Linked DNA regions of Homo sapiens: region 1 is linked to region 2. A link is a loop called in an ENCODE intact Hi-C map of the cell type or tissue named here. Cell type or tissue: HepG2. All regions are shown on one strand. Each heading gives the region's core, and the rest is flanking DNA. Links, peaks and the distances in the headings are about the cores only. Region 1 has its middle 9.6 kb from the start of GSX2. Region 2 overlaps SCFD2 (sec1 family domain containing 2).

Region 1 (10,771 bases), core at 1,328-9,327, 1.2 Mb before region 2:
TATTTTATTTTTTGTTTGGGTAAAGCTGCCAACAAAGCAAAATGGAAAAAATAAAAATAAGAAATGCCAGAGAAAATGCCCCCCCCCCTTTCTTCTTCTAGATGGCTGTTGAGAATAAGGACTCTCTTCTCCCCCACCCTCTGCTCACAACTACCCCTCCTTTCTTTCCTCCCCCCGCCCAGACCCATTCCCCAGTTTTGCTCTGAGCAGGGCGGAGGGAAACGTCCCTGGCGTCTGGCGTGGGAGTTTCAGCCGGGTTTCTGCCCGTTTAACTTGCAAACGTGAAGCCAAGCGTTGTCGATCTGACCAAAGAGACACTCTTTGGGCGTAACTTGCATTGTGGCCATCAAAAGCCCGCCAGCCTTGGATGAACTGAGAAGTGTATTCAGCAGAAATGGGGCGCTCGCTCTCCTTTCAGGCTCTGGAGAGGCAATTGTTCACAGGATGTGTAGCCAGGGTGGAAAACGTGGGTCCCCAGATAAGGCTATAACCTGCAAACGAGCTTGGGGGAGTTAAAAGAATCTCATTAAAGCCCCGGCTGCAATTAGCAAATACACACTCATAGAGAACTCAAGCTCCTCTTGAAAAGCTGTGGGTCAAGATGAAAGAGGGCAGTTGGGAGCTAGTCCCCACATTCTTGTACTGCTTGAGTGATGGGGGGCTCAGGAGCCAGGCTATTCCTTCAGCTGCCCCAATATTGTTAGTTTTAATGCAAGGCCAGGGAAGGCCTTTCTAGAGGGAGGGCAGGCTGTGGGCCCTGTGTTCATGCACCACCAAAAATAATCTTGCTTCTCCCTGGTGTTTATTCAGAACGGATGGGCTTTTGAGAAACCTGAATTCGCCTTTGTGCTCACCACAGTTGCAAGAGTTCAATTCGGCCCTCTGAGAAGAAGCAGCGGGGAGAGGGGGGTGGGGGGTGGTAGTGGAGGTCTTCTGAGAAATAAGTGAGGGGTTTGGCTTAGAATTTCAGGAACGGCCCAGTTGGAAAAAAGTTGTGATGGCACTGAATGCCTGCCACACAGCCCCTCTGCTCCCCACTTCACTTTAATTAATATTCGCCCACCCCCAAATCCTCAAGCCGAACAAGGCATCCCTCTCCCACCCTCAGAGCTCTCCTCTGTCATCAGAATAAAATTTATCGAGCGCCTACTCTGTGCCCAGCGTGTGCTAGGCACTGCAGGGAGCAGGCCTGAAAAGGCCAAGACAGTATCCAATAGAATATTGTTTCATTTCAGTAACAATGGCCTGAGGTGGGGAACAATTATCCGGATAATTGAAGCAAATGCTTCACCTCCCTCCCTCCCTCTCCAGTTCTCCTGGCACTTACTATTTTTTACTACCCTATTCAGAGATGTGGTTTTTGTATTGGAGGGCGGGCGGGGGAGGCAGGAGTGTGTAAGAGGAGGGTTGAATTATTCACATGCATACCAATTCCCCACTTCCCTTGGCCTAAATTTTCTGAAAGCTTGGAGCCAAAATAGCTGCTTAGTTATGGGAGCAAAGACTTAAAAAAAAAAAAGTCACTAAAATAAGAGCAATTCTTTATAATTTTTAGCAGCCCAGCCCTTCTGGTTTTTGATCTTGGTCATCTACAAAAATCACCTGGAGAGCTTTATAAAAATACTGATTACCTAAGGGATTTCGATTTAATGATGTGAGGCTGGAACACGGCGGGGTGTAGATGGAGGGGGAGACAGAAGTCAACCAGAATTCTGCATGCGGTTCTGATGTAGTTGAGAAATAACTGATAAATCCTGCCCCCTACGCCCTCCTACCATGGAATCTGAAGAGAGCAACGTAACTTTTTTGAGCCTTATCTGGTCATTTGATAGTTGGAAAGTGTGTATTGAGCGCCTATTATACCCCAGGCTGCGCGCAAGGGAATTCAGTAGCACAAGACCCGCCCCCGGGGAGTTTCCAGGTTAAGCGAATCAACAAATTAACTCGGAGCTGGTGAGTTAAAAAGGTCGTGTGAATATGAAAGAAAAGCTCAAGGGGCTCTGGGTGATGATAAAACCGAAGCTTGAAGTGACATTTAAACGGAGACCTGCAAGATGTGCGGGTGTTGGCCTGGGAAAGAGGGATGGGGAATGCGTTCCCGGCCACCTAAGGGTGCTCACGGGAGCCTCCGAGAGTTTCTCTTGGTTAATTGCAAAAACTGAAAGGAGGCCTAGGAAAGTGGAGAAAGAATTTCAGTTTCTGCATCTGTAAAATAGAGAAAATGCCATCGTCTTCGAGTTTTTGTGAGGAATTCAGGACTGCCTAACACCGGGCCTGGTGCCTGGTAAGGCTCGTGGCTTCTCTTGTTGGTTTTATTATTATCTGAGACCTGCAGCTCCATAGGCTCTTGAAGCTTGTAAATTAGGTATCAGAGTCCCTGGGCTTGGCAACTAGGAGCCAGGAAGCCGCTGCACAATCATCTCTCCGTCCCCCCGCGCCTTTTCCCGGCCGAGTGTTGCCCTCTAAGGCTCCTCCACAGCCTGGCGCTCGCACCCTGAAGGCGCCCAGTGTGGGGCCTTTCTATCCCTCGGTTTCCGGGCATATGTTTGTTCAGCAGTTACATTAACCTCGCCACTCCCCACCCCCGTCAAAGGCTCTGGCGTCCTGGCCGTCCCTACTTGGGACTGCGCCCTAAATTTCAAAACGTTCCTATGATATTAGAAACCTCCCAGCTTTGCTGCACACCCACCTGCTTTGCATAGGAGGAAAACAGTCGCCTTTCGAGTATATGACAATACTCGTAGGTACATTTTCTGAGCTCTCACTGTGTGGCAGTTCTTGAACCAAGAGCCTTGCCTGCATGACCTCATTAATCCGCACAACAGCCCTCCCAGATAAAATGCCATTATTTTCTCCTCATTATGTTTGCGGAGAACCCTATTTGAACTACTGAAGTTCAAAGACTGAACCAAGGTCACACAGCTAGTGATGGCAGAGCCTTTTAGGCACTAAGCAATACTAACCACCTGATAACACCTAGCATTTATTGAACACCTACTATATGCCTGGCAGTGGCTGAAGACTTTAATGCCTCCTTTATTTCTCACAGCAACCCTGTGAGGTAGGTGCTTTTATTACTTCCTTATTTGTTGGCTGTCCATTTGTTGGTTAGTGTGGTTGGTTTTCCTACATATTAAAGGTTCTGAGGGCCAGTCCAATGTACGGACTGAAATTAGAATGAGGACAGGGAACATGATTGTTTTTATTCACCTGTGCCCAGAACACAGTAAGCGCTGAAAAACATTTGGAGTGGATGAAAGCAATATTTTATTATTTAATTCAAAAGCCCTCTTCATAATCAATCCGTATGCTTGTTGACTGCAAACTGCTCCTGGGCAGAAACTGGGTCTGTTTTATGTATTCACCAGTGTATGCCAAATGTCCAGACCAGAGGTGACATATATTAGGATGGCAATTAATATTTGTTGAATGAATGATTCCTTATTTCAGATAGGAAACGGAGGCTCCGAGACAACGGTAAACTGGCCAAGGCCACATAGCAAGTGGCAGGGGGAGAATTCCAACCATAGTTTCTAACGCTGAGTCCCTTTTTCAGCCTCCTGCCCTGTGTCCCCGGGGCATAGGGACAGGGCGCGGGAACCCTGTGCTGCGCGGCCGAGGACGGTTGTAAGTCTGTCCTCACTCGCCCGCGTCCCACACCTGGGCGAGGGCAAGGGAGGCAGAAGAAATGAGACGCTGGAGAAGCCGCTCCGAGGAAGAGGGTAAACAAACAGGCTCTGGGGCTGCGCGAGGTGCTCTCTGCGCGACAGCTCCTACCCGGCGCTCTTGCTCCCACGGCTCTAAAACCTCAACCTACTCCCTTCCTCCAGTCTCGGTCTCCCTGGGTCTCCGCCTCTCTCTCTTCCTGGCTAACTTATTTCTCACTGGGAAACCAAGGAAATCTAAACGATCGCACTGACCCCACAGCCTCAAAACAAGCCCATCCGCAAAGGCCACCAAACACCCGCTCCCACACCAGGCACAAAGTCCTCTCCGCGACGGATGCGCATGCACGAGCGCGAGTGAGGAGGCAGAGTTAGCGTGTGCGCCTGTGCGCATGCGTGAGTGTAAGTGGGTAGGGAGTCCTTGAGTGTGTCTGCGCGCAAGCTCGTGTAAAGAGCGAAGGCGAGGTGGGGGCGAGTGTGCATGAGCGCGAGCATAAGTGTACTGTCAACAGTGAGATTAAGGTACGTGGGCGTGATGGTGTGTGAAGAGGTGAAAAGTGAATTAGAATGAGGGTAGGGAATGAGATTGCTTTTCCTTTTTTATTTTTAAATTATTTCAATAGTTTTTTGAGGAACAGGTGGTGTTAGGTTACATGGATAGGTTCTTTAGTGGTGATTTCTGAGATTTTGGTGCACCCATCACCCAAGCAGTGTACACTGTACCCAATGTGGTCTTTGATCCCTGTGCGCGGAGCTGTGTGAGTGAAGCGTGTTTGGGAGCATGGGTGTGTGTGAATATATGAGTGTATGAATGTGTGAATGTGAGGAATACGAGAAACTGGGGATGTGCACAGGGTGAGTGCGGTGTGAATGAGAGTGTGAGAACGTGCGTAGAGAGAGCAGGAGTGTGTCTGCGTGTGCCCGGCCCCTGGAGCCCCGCCTCCCCACTAGGCACGCCTTCCTCTTGGTGGGGTGCGCTACGGGCGCAGCCCAGTGCCTCTGTCCGCGCAGACCCGCTCTGCTGGTCCTGGAGCCTGGCGTGGGCTGAGGCTTGAAACTGGCGTCACTCAGCGAGCCAGAAAGGAGTGGGCGGGAGTGTCTGGGGGGTGCGCTGTCTCCCCATGTAGAAGCCTGGACACTCTAAGCAGGAGGGGCTCTGGCAGTATTGCCTCGAGGTCCTCCCTTTCACCTGCCCCCAGTATTGTTCACCCACCTGTGGATCATCTTTATGTTCATGTACTCAGGGAGCACCCATGGTGTGCCTATAGTATGCCAGGCTCTACTTGGGCTTGGGAAACCGTGAGAACAAGATAGCTTAGATCTCATTTGTTTTGGAACTTCCACTGGGCCTTTTATTAATGTGTAACCAGCTTGCAAAATGCCAGTCATACACAAGTTTTGTCGCCTCTGTCCTCAAGCAGAGGGGCATGGAGATTATGAGACAAACACTGATCGTAATAAGACGATGCATTGAAATCAGTGCAAATCCATTTCATCTCCAACCCAACCTCACCCTTTCACTGCACCACTGAGTTTGGGATTGGGTTTAGGAGGTCCTGGATGTGAATCCACCTTCTCTCTGACCATGGAAATAATAATGACCCTCTTCTCACAGGATGGTTGTGAGCATTAAGTGAGTTAAGCCTGACATCCCTTGGCACAACGCCTTGCACATACTTAGCACTCAGTATACAAACTATGACGACGTTGATGTGTGATGACGTTCCCTGAGTCTGATGGAATGTTGTGGGGAAAGAGGGAGGATGCGTTTGTGAGCTACAAAATTTAAGGGATTATTTCTGGATTTAGGTTAAATTAGGCCGGTTGTGGTGGCTCATGTCAATAATCCTAGCACTTTGGCAGGCCGAGGCAGGCAGATTACTTGAGGCTAGAAGTTCGAGACCAGCCTGGCCAATATAGTGAAACCCCATCTCTACTAAAAATACAAAAATTAGCCAGCGTGGTGGTACACGCCTGTAGCCGCAGCTACTTGGGAGGCTGAGACAGGAGAATTCTTGAACCTGAGAGGTGGAGGTTGCAGTGAGCCGAGATTGCACCACTGCACTTCAGCCTGGGCCATAGAGCAAAACTTCATCTAAAAAATATATATATATAAAATAAAATAATTAAATTGTGTATAATTTATACAGATTGAGTATCCTTCATTAGAAATGCTTGGGACCAGATGTGTCTGAAGATTTTGGATTTTTTATGGTTTTGGAACATTTGCATGTATATAATGAGATATCTTGGAAGAGGACCCTAGTCTAAACACAAAATTCATTTATATTTCACATACAGCTTATTCAGTGTACATAGCCTAAAAGTTTTTTATACAATATTTTAAATGATTTTTTGCATGAAGCAATATGTTTTAAGTACTTCTGTGTGGAATTTTCCACTTGTGATGTCATGTTGGTGCTCAATAAGTTGCAAATTTTCAATATTCAGCCTGTATTACATTCTCCTCTAGCATCAGGCTAGTGTTATAGTATCAGATACTCCATCTTCATCCTTTACTATGACTTCTTTTCTTCCACCAATGTTATCAAAAGTACTGTTACCAAGGGAAATAAAAATGCAGCAAGAACCTATAGGAGCTGAATATTCTTTTAGGCAGCTTTGGAAGCATTTTTAGTCCTGTTAAAATGGAAGGGAATATTTTCACAGTGGCACAAAATGAATGCTGTAATTTAACCTTGTGAGCAAAATTTCTGATTAAATACAACATAGGAAATATGTTTCCTGATTAGCCATGTACCTCCCTGGAACAAGGTATTGTATAAACAATTGCAAGACATACTTATTTTTATTTTAGAGAAGCTGACTTATTAAAAACATTTTTTGATATTTTGATCAAATATTTTGATCACTATATATGTGTGTGTATATATATATATATATATATATGGAATGTGGTGGTGGGATCATAGCTCACTGTAGCCTTGAACTCCTAGGCTCAAGCTGATCACAATATAATTTTGTTTAAAACCAAAATTTTTAAAGATTGGATTTCATTATTGAGATGTTTTCCCAAGGAAAAAAAATCAAAAAGAAGGCTTGAAAGATTGGAGAACCGATTGCAGATCTAGGTTCTTGAATTTAACAGCAAGAAAGGAATTCTGTCCTTATGTAACTGACCTATCTCATGTTATAAGTAGGGAGACTGAGGTCTCAAGGGATGAAATGGTCTTAGTGGTCAGTCTCTCCTACAGTCACCAAATAGGACCATATCAGCTTTGTTCCTCTACCTACAGTTTTATACACTTGCAGGAAGATGCCCTGGAAACTAGGAGAAGAGAAGGTACAGGAGTTCCAGGTTCCTGCATTACCCTCAGGTCTCTGTTGCTGGCACCTCCATCTTCTGGTGGCTCTTGCCCAAATCCTTTGAATCTTCTGTGACTCCTCTCTTGCTCTTTCTCTAATCCTGTACATTTAACCCATCATGAAGTCCTGAAGGCTTTAACTTCAAATGTAACTGGAAACTGACCACTTCTTAACACTCCAACTACTATCGCACGGGTCCAAGCCATCACCACTGCATAGGGATGACTGGGTTCATTCTTCCTATACTTGCCTCTACAATCTGTTCTCAACAGAGCAGCCAGAAGGATCGTTTTGAAATAGAAGTCTGATCAGGTCAGACCAAGAACAAAAGGCCCTCCATGATGCCACCATGGCTGTCTCTGACCACTCCAACCACTGGCCTACTTGCTCCCTCTGTTTTCCTTGCTGGTCTGGCCCTCTCTAGCCTTCCCCTCTGTTGAGAACTCTTCCCCTACAAGCTCACACGTCTTACTTCCTCACCTTTAGGTCTTTCCTCCAAAGACACTTTCTTACTGTCTTTTTTCTTTTTTGCTTTGAAATTTAGAAACAAATTTTATTTAAGATCTGAAATGTAATTCCTAAAATATCAACTTTTTCAGAAAACTGTGGCTTACACAATAATGCATTGCCTCTATCACGTTACAACATGCATTAGACTCAAATGCAAAAACCATGAAACAAACGACCACCCTTCAACAATTTGCGCAAAGACAGAATGCCTAAGGAACAACATAGACGGATTTGCAGAGGATGGGCTGTTTTACTTCAAGCATCATTAAAAAAAAGAGAACAAATGCATGGGTTTTTGGGTATATATATCAAATTGAATGTTTGGCACTAGGAGTCAGGGCATTTTGTCATGTAGCATTAACACATATTAGAAAATTGTGTAGTGTCAAAGGGGTAGAACCACCAGCATTCAAGCAATGTTGTCAACTAGGCAATAAAATGTTCCACTGAATATTTCTTCTTTGTTCTAATTACTGCATACCCTGGTAGCAACTTTGAAATGAGAAAAGGAGCTTACACTCCTTTTATTTTCTGTTTAAAACAGAACAGAAAACAAACTGAAACATAAGCCCTGTTTTACATTAACAATGTTAAAGAATATCCATTTTACAAGAAAAAGACTAAGAACAAAAAGTGTTTCCAGATCTCAGGGAAATAACAGTGAATGGTCTGTAGACCAGCACAGGGCTTTGTGGTGGTACTTAGCAGAAGCTACTTTGTAATCACCGCCAGTAAAAAGAGATGCAGAATTCTTTGCCAGATATTTTAGGAAATCATGCAAATGGCCCAACAATAACGCAAGGCTCTTCTCATCAAGGGATATATAGGCCAACATTTCTCCTATTCTTACAAATAACCTCAGTAGGTGTGTGCCCCTTAAACCTGGGACACAGGAGCATCAGGGTGAGCCAAGAGGATTTCTGCATACAGGGGCCTCTCAAATTTGTAGAGCAGCTGAGTGCCTAACATCACGTCGAAATATTCTTTTATTCTTGTCACAATTTCATTAACTGCCTATGCCTTATTATCGACGTTTCCCTGCGATGTTTTACAATTTGCATACTCCTTTAGAATTGCATCTACATTTTGCTTAGCAGGGAGTTAAAACAGCTGCTTCTGCTTGGTAACTAAGTTCCAGTCCCCAGCAAGCCATGGTTTCGATTCTTCAGGCATCTTCACTTTAACTTCCATTCTGTTCTTAAATGCGTCCTCGCTTTCAACAGTGAGGTCTGCCCAGGCTCTTTCCTTCCCTGGGGTCTGAGGTGCTTTGCTGGTACTGCCCCCATATCTGTTTCCAGGAGTCCTCTGTTTGTTCTTTCTGGTCTTCCTCACGGATCCTGAAGCTAAGAAGTTCTCTGCAGAGCGACCCCACATCTTCCTGAGAGAGGTGGTTCAAGATTTTTCTGCTGTGGACCAGCTGCCTTCTTTCCTGAGGAGGCCCCTCTCATCTCTGCATGTTGCTTCTAGTTGGTTTTTTGAAGTTGTCTTCTTCTGCAGATTGTTGTCCATGAGATTGAGAACCCGGCTTTCTGGAACTCATTCAACCCTTTTTATTCCAACCAACAATCTTTCTTCTTTCCAAGAACTCCTAGGGATTTCCCAAAAGGACTCTTATAGATCTTGCAGGATGGTCTAGGAGGATACAGTGGGAGATACAATCCAAGATTCTGTAATCAGAGGTTTCTACAATCAGGATCAGATCTCCTGAGCCTTACTGTACAGCAAACTTAGCTTTTCTGAATGGTGACCTGAAATGAGAATCCAGATCTTTCTAGCTGCCGCTTTCTCACTCTTTTTAAAATATCAAAGCTGCTACTGTGCCTTCTGCACTCCCAATCCCTTTTCCATGCTCTATTTTTTTCTCCCATAGCAGTCATCACTTTCCAACTATATGCTACATAATATCTTCTGTTTATGTTTATCGTCTGAATCTCCCTGCTAGAATGGAAGCTCCTGCAGGATATTTATGTCTACTGGGTTCATTGAGAACAACCACCCTATGAGAAGAGGGCCATTATTATTTCAAAGAGAGGGTGAATTTACATCCAGGACCTCCTAAACCAAACCCCAAACTCAATGGTGCAGTAAAAGGGTGAGGTTGGGATGGAGATGAAATGGATTTGCACTGATTTCAATGCATCATCTTATTACTATCATCATCTGTCTCATAATCTTCTCCATGCCCCTCTGCTTGAGGGCAGAGCCCAAAACTTGTGTATGACCAGCATTTTGCAAGCTGGTTGCACATGAATCAAAGGCCTAGTGGAAGCTTCAAAATGAATGAGATCTAAGCTATCTTGTTTACATGCTTTCCTAAGCATATAAAGCAGAACCTGGCAGAGGAGATGCTCAATAATTTATGAAGGATTGAAAGAAGAATGTCAGTGTTCTAGGTGGATGCTTCCTCACCATTCTATTTTACCTGTATACAGGACTGCAGTTTATAAAGACTCTAACCAGTTATGTCCTTGGGTTAGCACAATTATTTAAGCTAGATAGGACTTTTTGTTTTTTTTTTAACTGTTATTTCCACAATAAGATATTGAGAGGTTAAACGACTTGCCAAAATCAGATCCTGGATTTAGACTTGCAATCAAAGTATCATTTTGTTTTTGGTGGGAGACAAGTTCCCTTTCCAGACCTCCTGGCTAAATGAGGAAAACTAATAAGTTACTGGATTTACTGTGGATGCTTCTAAATCCAGTGGCCCTGAGATTAGGGCTAAGGTTCTCCCTCCACTGTCGGCCTGTGGAATTCTTTAGCTGCTCACATCACAGCTACATGAACAGTTTTTGGGAAACACACCATAATGGCCACATCCTCTTGTTTTTATAATTTACACAGGGTTGAAAACAAGAGATATTGTCTTGTTGTTAGCTAGAGCTCATTTGGAGTCTGCCCTGAGTCTCTGGACTTGGCTCGATGCCCTTCCTCATCTGACTGCTCTGGGCAAACCAACTACTGTCTTAGTCATTGTATTACTCTGTTTGGATTCTCTGTCAGTCCATCAGATTTAGCTGATGAGCTCATTGACTGAAAATTGATTGAGCAAGACAGTGTCCCTAATTCTGTATGCATACACAGCACCATTGTCTTCCACAGATACTTCGTAATAATTGGCATCCCCCTACGAGATCATTGGTATCTCAATAATTAAAATCAATAGCTGTTGTTAAGGCAAGAATTTATCATAGTAACCTACAAAAGTGGTAAAAAGGTAATATAATTCAGAAGATAGATGTAAATATAAAATTACCAATTCTGAACAG
Region 2 (10,771 bases), core at 1,698-9,697:
CCAGGTTTTTCAGTAAGGCTAATCCACTGTGCCACTGGCTTAATGATACAAACCTTCTGGGTTTAACACAGGTGTGTGTGTATGTGTGCGTGTGCCTATACAGCATGAATACAATATATGCTCCAAAAGCTGCCTATCGAATGAATATGCATGTTGGTGCCTGTGCATATGTGGGTCACTTTGGGGAAGAATCTCCCAAATGTAAAAGAAAAGGAGAGAGAAAAATGTACCCCTTGCTCCTTTTGATACTGAGTGTTAGAAATCAGGGGGATATGGAATGTAAATCCTGGACTTCCCTGCTTCCTCTGTGTTCAGCAGAAATAGAACAGGAAGATGCTGGCACCTACAAATTACAGCCATGGTCTGGAGCAACGGAAAGCCCAGAGGGCTGGGTCACTCCTAAGGGCTGGGCTGCCCATGTGGAGTTCAGGGCAGGCCTGAGAACAAAGACCGAACATCCCCCTTCCAGCTGGAGTAGATATCAAGTGTGGGCTGAAGGCTGCTGGAGGGACTTGGTTCCCTGGCTGATGTCCTCCACCCCATCTCACAGTCAGTCGATATATTTTTTTGATGTCAAGTTATCTGCTTTGACACAGAGGCTTGCTGTTGGTGAATGAGCTGCATCTTCAAACATTCCTTGATAGAACTGCCTGCAGTTGGCAACACATGTGACACCTAAGTCATAACTGCCCTGCAGTTGCAGTGTCGTTCAGGCTCTTCAAAAACAATTTTTTGTTTTCATTAAAAACCCCATTTCTCATATTTAAGTGTGAAATTTATTTTTAATCAGCAAAGATTCTCTCCCCACTGGCTGTTTTTGTGGAAGGTATTCTGGTGGGTAGATGGTGCAGGGCAGGTATGGTGGCTGGGCCAAGCTCTGAGCACTGCGGGGTGCTCTTGAGTGTCCTGGATGCCTCTGGCTTGAGAAGGAGGCTGACCACTGCCACCAGCCCTCTTGGCTATTAGCAGGTGAAAGTGGGGTGGCTAGGAGTTGATGGGTCGGAGTAAAGTCAGCTGACTCTTTAGCCCTGAATGACACTCAGGCCTGTGTTGAGAAGGAAGAACAAAAACAACCCCCAAAAAGGAACAGGAGGAAAGAGAGGGAGGGGAAGGAGACGGAGGAGAAGAAGAGATGGCAGGGACCCTGAAAAGGGGAAAGGGAGAGGAAGCAGGGAAGACCAGGTTTAGGTTCTATGTACCTCTGATTTCTAATACTGAGAATCAAAAGAAGCATTTTAGAAAATGCAGAGAAAAGTAGACGTATGATGGGCAAGCATTGAGCATCACCCATGGGAATTTTCTTCAGTGCCCTTGGTTGCCTGAGAAAAGACCAGTTCTCTGAAAGGAATTCTCTAGTGCTTAATTTGTCCACTATCACATGTTTGATGATTATGTTTTTTAAAAATTAAATGTCATATCTGATCAGCCAATTTCAAACTCTTCTATTTTCTTTTTCATTTTTGAGCATCTTTGTTCCTGTTTAGGGCCCACTTTTTAGAATTTTAGGGTGATCTTAGCCAAATAATGTAGAAATGTTCTAGTAAAATGTGCTTTAAAAATTCTGAAAATTCAAAAAAGTAGCCAATACCAAAAGATGCCTAAGATGCAAACATACTTAAAGAGCACCAACTATTATATTTCATGCTCTATGTGAAATGTCAGCAGTATGATCCTGCTTGCTCTTCAAAATAGGAATTAGAGACAAGTAGGTTTTTCATCGAATGGAGAGGAAACACATTTACCTGGAGCTGTCTGAGCATCTTCTACTAGAGCTGCCCTGAGTGAAAACTTCCCAGTGACCGTGGCTACACTCCCTGCCTCCTTCACTGCTGTATGGTTTTTGTTCACTCAATCAGGCACTAACTGACTCAATCAAAGACCTGCTATGTGTCAGGCACTGTGCTAAGAAACAATGAAAAGACTCAGTTAAGTTGACAGGGAATACCGTGAGATACCAACAGCCAGGGGGACACACTCAGGCTTGCGGGAGGGGTGGTCTGGGAAGGCTTTCTGTGGGGAGTGATGCCTGAGCTGATTGTTGAAGGGCAATGGAGGAGGGGTCTTTGGGCAGAGTGGGGAGCTCCTCTCCCAGACAAAGAAGCATCCCCAAAGTGCCAGGTGTGAAATTGCGAGGAGTTAGGGAGGCTGGAATGTGGGACTGATTTGGGGGTGTGGAGGCAAGGGCCGGATGTGGAGTGCTGGCAGCATTCAGGTTCTGAAGTCCTGTGATGCTCTCCGGGAGGGCTGGGCTTACCAGAGGGCAGTGATGAAGCTGCAGGGATTTTAAGCCTGTGAGTAATGCGATCAGATTCACACTTGGGGTCACTGGCTCTGGCAACTCCACCTTCCCTGCATCCGCCCCATAACTACTGTGAGCTGGGTGGAAGGATGCAGCCGGGGATGCACATAATGAGGACAGTGACGGTGACAAAGGCAGTCATGGCAGCTGCCATTCTAAGCCCCTCTAGAGCCTGTCATTGTGTCAGATATTTTACGAAGATGTTCACATTGATCCTCACATAATCATGTGGGGTGGGTATCATTCCCACTTTACAGATGAAGAAATTGAGGCTCAGTGTGGTTAAGCAACTTCTCCAGGGTCATTCATCTAGCAAGTGGCCCAGCCAGGGTCCAGCGCAGACTGGACCCTCCTAAACCTGTGCTCTTAACCACTGTACTATCCCAAAGCCTCCTGTCCTCAGTCCTGCAGTCTCCCCTCCACAAAGGCCCCCTAACCTACTGCTTGAGAAGCCCCTGTTTTCCATCTGTTTCTTTTCACCCCTCCACAGAGCAGGCCCCAGACAGCCTCTGGCTGAGCCCTCATGAAGCTGTAGGCTGATTACTGTTAAACACCTGCTTGTTCAGATGTGAGGGCTGGCCTTACTGTTCCAGCTCAGTGGCGGTAGCCAAATCCATGGTCTCTGTCAACCATGGCTGGAAGCCCAGCACACTACCCGAGAGTGACAGATTCTTTGGGCTCAGTTATTGCTGCTCTGGAAGTCAACACTTTTAGCCTTTTCACTCCAAGTTCCTCAAACCTGCTGAGAAGACTTAGCACCCATGGGGATGGAGACGTACCCTAGCCCTCAGGCCCACCCTCACCCCAGCCAGAGAGGAATCCACCGTCTTTGCTTTAGAATTAAAGACCCCAAGGGCTAGCAGTGTGCTGGAGACCACCAAGTCACAGCAGGAGGAGAGGGCCCTTTGCATGAACGACTGCTGGCCTCTACCACCTCCGAAGAACCTACTTCCAAGGAGCCCAGTGTTTGTCTTTAGGTGTACATTTAAAAAGATTTCTGAAGAAGGGCTTCTTTTTTTTTTTTTTTTTTTTTTTTTCGAGACAGAGACAGAGTTTCGCTCTGTTACCCAGGCTGGAGAGCAGTGGCACAATCTTGGCTCACTGCAACTTCCACCTCCAGGGTTCAAGCTATTCTCCTGCCTCAGCCTCCCAAGTAGCTGGGACTGCAGGCATGCACCGCCACGCGCACCTAATTTTTGTATTTTTAGTAGAGATGGGGTTTCACCATGTTGCCCAGGCTCATCTTGAACTCCTGACCTCAGGTGATCCACCCAAATCGGCCTCCCAAAGTGCTGGGATTACAGGAGTGAGCCACCGCACCCAGTTCGAAAAAGGGCTTCTTAATTGTGGTCTGTGAATTCCTAGGAGTTCATGAACCATCCCTAAAACTATAACACAAAATCTTGTATGAATGTCTGTGTATTTTTCTAGAAAGTTCTTAGCTTTCATAAGATTCAAAAGGAGATCTAGGACCAAATCACAAAACCACAATAATACAGCAGCTCACAGTTGCTGAGCACTTCCTGTGCTCCACATACACGATCTTATGTAATCCTTGCCATACTGCCTCAAGCTTGGCACTGTTATTTTCCTTCTGAGAGAGATGAGGTGAGCAAGGCTGTAAGTTGTGACTTTCTGGAGGCATCTGGCCAGTCAGTGTGGAGCTGGGATCTCCTCAGGGTCTGCTGATGGCACTCGCCTGGAAGCCGCCAGGCTCAATTACCTACTAGGTTTGGTGAGGAAGACCTGAAAGACGTAGAGACCCTCTCGGGAGACACACATTCAAACGGTGTCTAAATCATGCATGCAGATGATAGAGAAGGCCAATCTTCACCCACTGTCCTCAAAGGCTCCTTGCATGATTTTCAAGGAAAATCGTGAAACACAGATTTCAGTGAATTTGTTTCTGCCAAAAATATGACTTGGCTGACATTAACTATATATATATATATATATATATATATATATATATATATATATATATATATATAGTTAAAGATAATCCTCTTTCAAGAAGTAACATAGATGCTTCCAAAGACTAAGTTTTTTAAACAGAAAACTTTCTCATAAGGTTGTTGAAAAATTCTTTCTTTAACAACAAGAAATACTTCCTTCTCTCTTCCTCTTCTACTTTTTCTCTTCATTGGAGTATAGACTTTTTGTTTTCCATCAATGAGCTCGTGGACTTGGGGTTGGTTAATTCACTAATTTAATTATACCTGGGACAATTTTGGGAGTGGGCAAGGAGGATAGTAAAGTGTGTGGGCCCACTTGCACCACTCCAAAGGAGCGTAGCCATGTAGTCATGCTGTGGGCCTTGGAATCCCCTTCCAAGGGATGTGGGCTGTGGAATTCAGGCTCTAGGACAGCTTTTCCCATAGTCACCTCTTCTTCTAGGGTGCATACAATACTGCTTGTGCAAAACCTAACCAGGCCCTTGCAAAGCACATCACGCCCCCAGCCCAGACCCAGGGAATAGGCTCTCCCACCTTTGCAGAGATAAATCTGTCCTGGAATAAAATCCAGACTGAGGGAAGCAGAAAGGGTCACCATGAAAGAAGCCAGAGGAGCCCAAAGGTGCATGTGGAGTAAGGGAGTAAAGGGCCCAGAGCCCTTGATGACAGGGAAGGGAGGCACGGGGGCACTGGGGCCAGCCTGTCTGCGCTGGGATCCTGACTCAGCCGCTGACTGTATGTGTGTCCTTGTACAAGTTGCTGAGCCTTTCTGTACTTTATTTTCTTCATCTACAAAGCAGGAAAAATAAACGTATCTATTTCATAAGCTCAATATCAGGATCAAATGGATATTCAATGAGATAATCCTCAGAACCTGGCACATCATAGAAATTAACAAGTATTAGTTATCACTATCATTCCCATCATCGTTATGAGTTGAAATGTGTCCCCTTTAAAATGTCTTGCAGTCCTAACCTCCCCACTGGTATCTGTGAATATGACCTTACTGGAAATAGGATCTTTGCAGATGATCAAGTTAAAATAGGGTCTTTAGTGTGGGCTCTAATCCAGTGTGACTGTATGTATATAAGAAGGGGAAATTTGGACACAGCAACAGACATGCATAGGGAGAGACAATGTGAAGGCACAAGGTAGCTAGGAGAAAGGCATGGAACAGATTCCCTCGCAGCCCTTAGAAGGTGCCAACCCTGCCAACACCTTGATCTTGGACTTCTAGGCTCCAGAACTATGAGACAGTAAGTTTCCATTGTTTAAGCCACCCAGTTTGTGGTACTAGGAAACTAACAATCACCATCATCACTAACAACATCCACCTCCTGGATGTGCCTTCTCATGCTCCCTGGAGGAGCAAAGGCTCCCTGAAATGGGGAGAAACCTTGATATTGACGTCAAATTACTGCATTACAAAGCAAGAATATGATCCAGTTCAATTTAGCAGCAAGGTAGTGGCTGGGCTCTGCCTGTCAAATGTACCTAGTGCCAGTCTCAGCCATCCTGAGTGCCCCATTGGCTAAAGGTTCAGTAGACACAGCCCGGCTGTCCCACAGGCCATCTGTCCCAGACTGTGCCCCCCTCCTTCCAGGCAGGGCACTAGCGCCAGGTGCCATTCAGCTGGCTGCCTTCTACTTTTCCTTCCTAGAACTTCACTTCATGCCCTCCCCCAAAGACATTTGTTGCATTCTATTTCTCATCATCCAATACCCTGAGATTGGCCCCCCTAATTCCCTGCGGTGTGTTTGCCCTCTCCTGTTGTTAGGTAATCGTGCTGTCCACACGACTCCTGAAGCCACTTAACATTCCTGAGCTGTTATTTGCAACTGACCGACTGCATCCAGACCTTGGCTTCTGAGCATCCGCTAAGAAGATAAGACCTACTCAAGCTGGAAATGCCGATGCAATTTTCTGCCACCACTCCAAATACTCCTCCACAACCAGCGTCCCTGTCACTAATTGCGAGAATGATGGAATTCTGCCTGAAGGGTCTTGATACCTACTCAGTGAGGTACTTTGCTTGGATTGCTGTGATTCTTAAAAAAAAAAAAAAAAAGTTTTTTTATTTTCCTGAAGGCGACAGTCTGTCTTTTGGCGAGTCCAATTAGTGATCGTTTCCATTTATCCTTAACCCTCTGTTTGTGATCTTCCTGATTCCACCTACAAGTTCATTAGTTCTAAATAAAAGCCTGTTGGCAAGTGTTGGTAGATTACAACTCTTTTTATTTGAAGTTGCTCGAGAAGTTAGACATGCTTTAGAATTATGAGTGTGGGGAAAATTTGATGTTCCTTAGGATTATATAACTGAGGAGGGAACATTGCAAATAGGGTCTGAGGCTTTGTTTCTCTCTTGCTCTGAAACATTTCTGAAAAGGCAAGGAAGGGAGGGGTAGTGTCTGGGGCAGTGCTGGTAGCCTGCATGTGTTGTAAATCATCCTGCCATAACAAAGGACTGCATTGTTCTAGCTGGCCCACTGGGCAGGTCTGCCAGGCTACTTGGAACTGTAGTGGGAAGGTGGTTGATTGGAGGGTTATCTGTATATAAAAGGTTTTCTCCCCTCCAAAGAAAGACTCCAGTACAAGATACCTGGTCCCAGGGAGTCTAAATTGTAACAGCAACCCCTGTGGACTTTGTGGGTATGAGTTTTGATTGAAATATAAAGCTTTCTTTTCTGTAAGTTTAAGTTTTCCATCTGACCATAGCAGAAAAACCTAGACCCACCTAGTGAAACTTTGTAAGAACTCCAGGGCAAAAACGAACCACTTGCAACCCACATGTTTGTAGGTGTATGGTCGATGGAAGTTTCTGGCATCCATGTTGGTAATAAAGAGATAAAACTGAAAAGGTTTTTATTGTGGATTACACAGGTGGAGGAAATAACATGTAAACCAAAACACTCACATGTCTCTGATTTTAGTTCTCTATAAAACACTGTCATTTTTGAAAGAACCATGAAGTTGGAGATTATTTTAAGATGTAATCAAAGCAGGATTTTTGTGGACACAGACACTCTTTTCTTGCCCAGGTATGTTTTCCACATAATATCAGTTCTTTCATGAAATAGAGGAGACCGCAGGTGCCTTTTTCATTCTACTAATCTTAAAGTGTTGAATTTGAATAAGGAAGTTAATGGTAGCCATCCGTAAGAAATGTTAAAGAGGAGACGACTTTTCTAAAATAAAAAATTGGAAAGTAACCTGTTACGTGACTCAAATCTGTACTCCTTCATTCATTCCTAAAGATTGATGACTGAGCACCTGCCATGTTCCAGGCACTGTGCTAGGTTCTGGGCCACTGTGATGAAAGAACAAGATGCGTCCCTGACTCTCTGGCACTCAGAATGAGTAGCTGGCGCTTCTCTGATGGTCTGGCCCGACGTGAGCATCTACTGAAGGTGAAGTTGTAAACCGCATGTCTATATGCAAAGGAAACTTTCTGGAAATACATATATAATGGTACTTCTGGGAAGGAATATCGAATGGGAGAGCTAAGAGAAGGGAGAGTCTCACCCTCAGTATACTTTTGTATTATTTTATTTTTTTTTACAGCAAATGTGTATTTGTGTATTACTTTTGTGACTTTAATCGGCCATAGCAGAAAACTGTATTTTTACAAATTAATTTTTTATTTTAAGAAATATTAAACTTTGGAAGGCTGAGGCAGGTGGATCACCTGAAGTCGGGAGTTCTAGACCAGCCTGACCAACGTGGAAAAACCCTGTCTCTACTAAAAAAATTACAAACTTAGTCGAGTGTGGTGGTGCATGCCCGTAATCCCAGGTAGGGAGGCTGAAGCAAGAGAATCACTTGAACCTGGGAGGCAGAGGCTGCAGTGGGCCGAGATCGCACCACTGCACTCTGGCCTGGGCAACAAGAGTGAAACTCCATTTCAAAAAAAAAAAAAAAAAATTCAGAAGCCTCTAATCTGAAATGATGAAAGGAGGAAGGTATTGATTGTAAATGTTATTCAGCAGTTCTTTTGTCTTGAAAATGCTCCCCATACTGTAATTAGTATGGTCAGGGGCAGTCTGTGAATGGTGGGAGAAGTGTCAGAAGTTTGGCTTATGGTCATCTTTTTCTTCTCTGGAGGCTGGCTTGAGGAGCTGAGCCAGGCCGGTGGTCAGGTGGTGGAAGGCTTTGGAGGAAAGGTGAGCTGGAAGAATTTCTTCGTAACCAGAGTTTGGGTGAAGATGAAGCAGGAGGCACAGGACGTTCACTGCTCCTTGATTAACAAGCAGGAACACAATAGACATTTGGTATAAATCCTGCAAAGGGCCTCCAACAAATAAGGAAAAAGAGGGGGGCTTGGGGGAAGGAGGACTGTGGCCATGGCAGAGCCTCCCGGAAACTCCCTGCTGCTGCCAGGCTCGTGGGCACACTTCTCAGCATGGGAGAGGCTGGAGGAGAAGCAAGTCATGCCCTCCACCCCCGGAAGGAGCAGCAGGCAGAAAAGGGCTCTGAAGGCTTCTCTGGGCCTAAGTCCCAGTTCTGCCACTCCAAGCACTGTGGATCTCTCCAAGCCTCAGTGTCTGCATCTGTAAGAAACGATAACTATGGCACCTGCCTCATGGGGGGGTTGCTGTGGAGCCATCCCTAACACAGTGGCCAGCATGTGAATCTCAAGGAATGTGGGTTTTCACACTGAGGACGCCAAGGAAGTTACCTCTCAAAACTATAAAACGTCAACAGGAGAATAATACTAAATGAAGAGGAAATTTGGAGGCATTCATGGGGTCTACAAGGAGATGAGAAAATGGAGGAGGAATAACAACTCGGTCCAACATAGGTCCAAGACAGCATAGCCCAGAGGTCAAGAGCCCAATCCGATGGCTGGATTCCAATCCCACCTCTTCCACTTCGTAGTCCACCTCTCCTGGTCTTCGCTGACCATGCAGTTGTGTAACAATAGGACCTGCCACATTAGGTTGGGGGAGAATTAAAAGAGTTAATATGTGTGATGCATTTGGAACATGGCACATGGTGGGCTCATACAGAGCACATAAGAATTTATTGGTAATAAATGTCTGATGATTGCTCATGCAGGGCCATATGTCTGTGATAGAACTTTCTCTATCACTAATGCTAGCCACGAAGTCAGGCAGAATCTGAGATGGACTTACTGATTTCCCATTTCAACCCCTCCAAATGTATCCATTCGAAAGGGATCCAGCAGCTGTCAACCACCTGATGGTGACTTAAAAGGCTGAGCTGAGTGATAAGACTGGTTTCCCCTGTCTGGGGCCTGGGTCTGAGTGTTTATCACCTAAACAAGCACTTACAAATCCAAACCTTCTGCCAGCGACCTCACTGGCCACACTCCTTATAAACATAATTGATAGAAGTGTAAATACTTTGTAGCAGTTGACTCCTGCCTTTGTAAACCCTCTTCTGGAGTCTACCTCAGGGCAGACATAGCGGGCATGGGCACGGCCAAGTGGTTGGAAGCACTCCAGGCTACATCAGCCAAGAGTTGTCCCTAGCAGGCCGGGCCCTATGCAGATGGCTCTGTTTATGCCACCCCTCCATTACAATGGGATCCCAATAACAAAGAATTCCATCAAACTACCCCCAAGACCACTATTATTTATTTTACCCTGGTTACCAGAAACAGAATCTCAACAACACAGAATCCAGTATTACAAATGTCTGCTGTCCAGCCCAAGAAACATCAAGAGACTCCATCTCTGTCTTAAAAGGAATTTAAAAAGACAAAACCAGACGATGGAGGGTTTGCAAACTATTTGAGAGGGAAAGCTTGGAGGGTGGTGGCTGGGATCTTGCCACAGTCAGTAATAACCCTAATCCCATTCTCATTGCAAATTCAGGAGAGTAGTGAGGATAGTAAGAACTTTCTGGAACCATCTCTCTTTAGACTTGAAAGGGAATCTGTGCAACACCAGTTTTCCTGGTTATTATAACCAGACAAGCTCTCTAATTCATCCTGGGCCACTCCCCAAGGGACCTGTCATGAGTTATCCACAGAGACAGCTGGACAGTGCCCATTTCCCCTGGGTGCAGAGGTAGCACCAGAGATTATCAGGGGCTCATTTTTGAGGGATGTGCCTACAAACTTGTTCATTTGCCCAGAAAACACATTTGTTTTCTCCCTCTTGGAGTGTAAGATGAATGTCAAAATCTCATTTTCCACCAAAGCGAGGGGCTCACCATAAATACACCCATGGCTCCTAAACCTGGGGTTAGGAGCTGGCTGGGCAGGCAAACCCGGATCTGCGGCGCCTGGTGAGTGCTGGAGCCGGGAACAGCCAGGAAGACTTTGAGGGTTGAGCCCTCTCTGCACACCACGCAGCGCCAGGCAGGCTGCAGAGTGTTGCGAATGTTTTTGATTTGAGGCAAGGGAGGAAACTCAAAAGCCAGACATCGTGACAGAAGTGGATTTGGTTCTGAGACAGCCGGACTGCACGCCCCTCCCCCTCCCAGCCTGGACGTCTTTATGACTGAGCAGGGCTGGAGGCCAGTGAGCAGCTGGCTGATGGCAACAGCAGAT

What was found. Hi-C counts contacts between places; a loop is a spot of excess contacts. Peaks named below come from ENCODE experiments on the same cell type or tissue, not always from the same donor. Only the 100,000 strongest peaks of a DNase experiment are listed, where the experiment ranks them.
Region 1: it touches region 2 in a loop (17-fold over the local background); 2 of 110 quality-filtered maps call a loop at or near these places.

Annotation. Positions count from the first base shown.
Region 1 is chr4:54,085,197-54,095,967 of GRCh38, reverse strand. It overlaps a transcript of CHIC2 not described here and the pseudogene MORF4L2P1. Among named protein-coding and RNA genes, the nearest start is that of GSX2, 9.6 kb to the left of the region's middle. RefSeq lists enhancers at 1-137, 2,325-2,944 and a silencer at 4,531-4,630. In HepG2, for the core only: no CTCF peak of the experiment used is centred there; DNase peaks (open chromatin) are centred at 4,037 and 4,997; H3K4me3 peaks cover 1,723 bases; H3K27me3 peaks cover 2,108 bases.
Region 2 is chr4:52,869,322-52,880,092 of GRCh38, reverse strand. SCFD2 (sec1 family domain containing 2) reads left to right here. Exons shown (of 9, transcript NM_152540.4): 9 at 6,032-7,111. The coding sequence ends at 6,124. Among named protein-coding and RNA genes, the nearest start is that of RASL11B, 12 kb to the right of the region's middle. RefSeq lists enhancers at 2,152-2,652, 5,376-6,335, 6,489-6,990. In HepG2, for the core only: no CTCF peak of the experiment used is centred there; a DNase peak (open chromatin) is centred at 6,052.